Regions from separate parts of the Homo sapiens genome. Here region 1 is linked to region 2. Evidence: read pairs that join two places in POLR2A ChIA-PET (ENCODE). Cell type or tissue: CD4-positive, alpha-beta T cell. All regions are shown on one strand.

Region 1 (2,500 bases), 96 kb after region 2:
GTTAACTGGGCACTGGCATAGATAGCCTGGGTTTCTCATCCTGGTTCACGTGCTTACCAGCTGTGTGATATCGGGTGAGTCATCTAATCATTCAGAACCTCAGTTTCCTCATCTGTAAAGTGGGGAGAACAATAGCATTGACCATAGGTTACTGTGAGGATTAGACAGGGGAGGGAGCAGAGCAGTTAGCACAGGGCCTGTGCATGAATTATGATCAAACTAGGCCTAACTTGCCCAGGCCCCGCCCCATGTTTTTGCTATTCTGGGCTTCCAGATGGTGTGCCTCTTTCACTGGGTACTCTTCTGTGACATTTGTTTCTGCACAGAGGTATTGAGGATGGAGATAACCTAAGCCTGGAGTGGTCGTCTTTGGTGACAGTGGCAATTGTTCCACCCAGGAAAGAAAGGAAGAAAGAAAGAAAGAAAGAAAGAAAGAAAGAAAGAAAGAAAGAAAGAAAGAAAGAAAGAAAGAAAGAGAGAGAGAGAGAGAGAAAGAAAGAAAGAAAGAAACGAAGGAAGGAAGGAAAAGAAAGAGGAAAGAAGGAAGGAAGGAAGAAGGGAAGGAAGGAAAGAAGGAAGGAAGGAAAGAAGGAAGGAGAGAGAAAGGAAGAAAAAAGGAAAAAAGGCACCATGTTGGGGAGAGAGTGTGCAAAAGAAAGGAACAAGCTTTTCTCCTGCTTTTTTGGAACAAAAGGTGGCCCACATTTTCATCCTGCACTGGGCCATGCAAAACATATAGCTGGCTGGCTCCATCGGATGGTGCCTGAATCTCAGAAGTGACAGTGTTGAGCTGCTGTTGGGGGCACCAATTAGGACAGGCTTTCAGGGGAGAGGCATGGTTTAGGGTCTTACAAATATGCAGACCTTTGGAGCCAGCAATTCCCCTTCACTGTCAGAGATGTGCATATGGATGTGTGAGCAAGGATGTTCACCACGGCATGATTCATAATAGAGACACCAGCTGGATGCCCAACAATGGGGGGAGGTCAAGGGCACAATCCATACTGAAGGATCAGGCACAGCCATTAAACATCATGTCATCAACGAGGACTTACTGACATGTGAAAAACTCATGACATTTGCAAAATGGGGAAAAAGTCAGCTACCAAGGAGTGTGCACCATAGGATCTCATTTGCATAGGCGTGCAGGGAATATATGCAGGAGAAAAATATTGAGCTGGTTTATCCTTAAATGCCAATAGCTGTTCTCCTCAGGTGGGTTATGTTTTCCTCTTCTGGGCCTGTTTTCCAACTGTCTGCACTGAGCACACATCACTGTCATCAGTGCACTGAGGTACTGTTGGGCAGTGGCCAAGGCTAGGGCTGCAGACACTGGAGGCAGACTCCCTGGGTTCAAAGCCCAGCTCTGCTCCTTACGAGTTCTGGGACCTTGAGCAAGGGATTTAACTTCTCCAGGACTCAGCTTCCCCATCTGCAAACAGGGAAAGTAATGATACCTTCCTCAAAGGATCAAGGTATTAACTCACCATGATAGGGTCATGGCTGATTGACTTGTTTGGCTGTCTTCCTAAAACCCCTGAAATTTTCTTCTTTATATCCCTGGCACCTACCACAGTGCCAGGCTTACAGCAGGTGTTCCTGAAAAGTCTGCTGAATGAACGAAGGAGGGAGTGCATGAATTCATGTAAGGATGGAGATCCACATCCCAGGGTACAGAGATAGTATCAAATGAGTTAATACATGCAGAGGGCTTACAGCACTGCCTAGTGCTTAGAAAACTGGAATTATCATTATGGCAAAGAAATTGTGTAAGAGGAAAATGTTGAGAGAACAATATGAACCAATTTTTTTGAATGATGTAGAAATGAGTGTTTGTTTTATTTTGTTTTGTTTTTGAGACAAGGTCTTGCTCTGTTACCCAGGCTGGAGTACAGTGGCACAACCACAGCTCACTGCAACCTCGACCTCGTGGGCTCAAGCAATCCTCCCACCTTAGCCTCCCAAGTAGCTGGGACTACAAATGCATGCAGCCATGACTGGCTGATGTTTAATTTTTTTTTGTACAGACGAGAGTCTTGCTATGTTGCCCAGGATGGTCTCGAACTCCTGAGCTCAAGTGATCCTTTTTCCTCCCAAAGTGCTGGAATTACCGGCATGAGCCACTACACATGGCTGTTTGGTTTTTTGTTTTGAACTTTTCTGTATTGAGAGTAGCTGAGTAAAGCATGCATTACTTTTATAATTTGGGAGGACACAAAACGTTACTGAAAGAAAAAGACTGAGAGAGTGGTTCACAAAGTGCTGTTGGGGAACGCAGGGTGAAGCCAAGTTAGCCGAGTCCACACCGTTTTCATGTCAAGGTCATGTGTGGATGAGCTTGTCTTAGGCCCTTACTCCGGCCCCCATACACCAGGTTGCACGTCTTCTCATTCATGATGAACACAACACCCGGAAGGCCGATGTTCATGCTGAGTTATAGGCTCTACAGCGAAATCTCTTGTTAGATAAATAGATAGATAGATAGATAGATAGCATAGAT
Region 2 (2,500 bases):
AGCTGGTGGGCTGAGCCTGCTTCCCGAGGCTGGGCTTTGGGGTTGGGGTCTCTTTGTCAGCCCAGGAATAACCCAGCACCCACCCGCCCAACCCACACACATACACAAACAGTTCATTCACCCTGCAGGAGAGGTCAGGCCCTCCCACAGCATCTGCCCAAGATGCTCGCAAATCCACGGGGACAATCCCAGGCCTGGGGCATCTCCATGTCACATAGGAGGGGGGGGGGTGCTCAGCCGAAAGCGGGGCCTCGAGAGGCTCTAAAGACAGCAGCACACGGCTGGGCGCGGTGGCTCACGCCTGTAATCCCAGCACTTTGGGAGGCTGAGGCAGGCAGATCACCTGAGGTCAGGAGTTTGAGACCAGCCTGACCAACATGGAGAAACCCTGTCGTTGCTAAAAACACAAAATTAGCTGGACGTGGTGGCAAATGCCTGTAATCCCAGCTACTCAGGAGGCTGAGGCAGGAGAATCACTTGAACCCAGGAGGCGGAGGTTGCGGTGAGCCGAGATTGTGCCATTGCACTCCAGCCTGGGCAGCAACAAGAGTGAAACTCGATCTCAAAAAAAAAAAAAAAAAAAGCAGCACAGGGCTCACTTTTCCCTCAGACCCTGCAGGGCCATGGAAACAGCCACAGGGGCTCAGGCAGCTGAAGAGAATGTTCTAGAATCCACAAAGAGCCTGGCCTGGCAGGAGCCTGGGGACCTGGAGATGCAGCCGGGTGCATCTATTCAGGCTTTCAAGCCTCCAGCAACCTGGAGACCTGCTGTCTCCACGCCTCGCCTCTCACACGGAGCCAGCCTGTGGGGCGAGTGGCTGCCTGCTTCCACCACCCCGACTCCTCCGTGTTGGTTGGCCAGGGTAATGAGAATGTGCTTGTTTTGATGAAATGTCAATCACTTGTATATAAATATCTATATTTAGGACTCCTTTAGAAAATAAGAAAATCTGGGAGCACACAGTCACCATGCAGCTGCCCTCTTTAGAAAGACACGCGCCCTCCCCTGGCCACAGTCCCCACCTCTCCCTGTTGTCTCCTTGGTGCCCAGCCTCCAGCCCTCCTCCCCGTACTTGCCAGGCCCCGGAGGCCTTGGATCCCCAGTCCCCTGCCCAGAGATGCCCCGGGGCAGCCAACCCCATGCCAGACGAGAGTCTCAACCGAGCAGGGAGGCAGGCTGAGACGCAGGAGGCCTTGCCCACTTAGAATCAGCCACCAGTGATACAGAGGGTGGAGGAGGAGAGGCAGGAGGATGGAGGAAGGACATGCCAAGGTCTCAAGCTGGAGAACACGGGGCTGATGGGGAGGTGGCAGAGACAGGGCCTGCTGGGAGAAGCAGGAAAGGCAGAGAATGTGTCCATGCGTCCGGAGCCCTGACCTGTGGTGGGGCCGTTCTGTCGGCAACCGGGACATGCGCTTGTCTGAGTTCCAGGAAGAGAGAGCTGTGTGCACATCCTGTCATCAGAGCAGCTTGAAATAAATGCCCCTATTTGTGTATCCGATTGGCAACAAGTAAAAGATTAATGATAGGAGACAGAAAGCAGATGAGTGGCTGCCGGGGGCCAGGGAGGGGGTGGGGAGTGACTGCCTAATTGATACGAGTTTTCCTTTTGGGGTGACAGGAAAGTTCTGGGGCTAGAGCAGCGGGGGTGGCACAATATCGTGAGTGTGCTGAATGCAACGGACTGGATCACTTTAAAATAGTTAAAATGGTAAGTCCTATGTCGCGTGTATCTTACCACAGTTAAAAAAAGATGACTCATATCCATTGTTGGTGAGGGCAGGGGAAAGGGGGCAGACTGTCAATCAACACGTGGCTTCGGGAGGACAATTTGGTAATTCACATCCATAATGTCCTTTTTTATGTTTTAATTTTTAATTTTTATTTTTTGTAGAGACGGGGATCTCATTTTGTTGCCCCAGCTGGTCTCAAACTCCTGGCCTCAAGTGATCCTCCCAATTCGGCCTCTCGAAGTGCTGCGATGACAGGAATGAGCCACTGCTCATGCAGCACACATCGATAATTTAAATGGTTAGCCCAAAAATCTTTTAGAAATCCACCCCACAGAAATTCTGAAATAAAGACTTGTGTGAAAGGAGGTTCAAGACAGAAGTGTTCCTTAAAAGCGCAATTGCTGGAAACCATAGGAATGCCTTACCAGTTTTCTTTTGTTGTGTAACAAAGTACAACAAACTTGATGACTTCAGACAACACTCTTCCCTCCCCATAAAAACACCCAAGTCACTGGTGATGTCACAGTTCTGCAGTTGAGAAGTCTGGACAAGCACGGTTGGACTCTCTGCTCAGGGCATCCTAAGGCCAAAATCAAGGTGCCAGCTCACTGCATTCTCACCTGGAGCCCAAGGGCCTCTTCTGAGATCACTTGGTGGCTTTAAGACAGGGGTTCCCGTATTTCCCAACTGTGAGAGCCATGAGCCATCCTTACCTCCTGGAGGCCTTTCTGACCCACCCCCCGCAACAATGGAGAATTTCCCTGTT

The links. ChIA-PET counts read pairs that join two places held together with the same protein. Peaks named below come from ENCODE experiments on the same cell type or tissue, not always from the same donor. Only the 100,000 strongest peaks of a DNase experiment are listed, where the experiment ranks them.
Region 1: POLR2A ChIA-PET joins it to region 2 with 7 read pairs; 5 of 35 experiments call an interaction of 5 or more read pairs at or near these places.

Annotation. Positions count from the first base shown.
Region 1 is chr16:84,643,697-84,646,196 of GRCh38, forward strand. It overlaps LOC105371376 (a long non-coding RNA gene), which reads right to left. Exons shown (of 4, transcript XR_933817.2): 4 at 1-112. Among named protein-coding and RNA genes, the nearest start is that of KLHL36, 3.6 kb to the right of the region's middle. In CD4-positive, alpha-beta T cell, no CTCF peak of the experiment used is centred here; no DNase peak of the experiment used is centred here.
Region 2 is chr16:84,547,993-84,550,492 of GRCh38, forward strand. No RefSeq gene overlaps it. Among named protein-coding and RNA genes, the nearest start is that of MEAK7, 45 kb to the left of the region's middle. RefSeq lists enhancers at 1-148, 900-1,649. In CD4-positive, alpha-beta T cell, no CTCF peak of the experiment used is centred here; a DNase peak (open chromatin) is centred at 1,499; H3K4me3 peaks cover 1,982 bases; H3K27ac peaks cover 1,954 bases.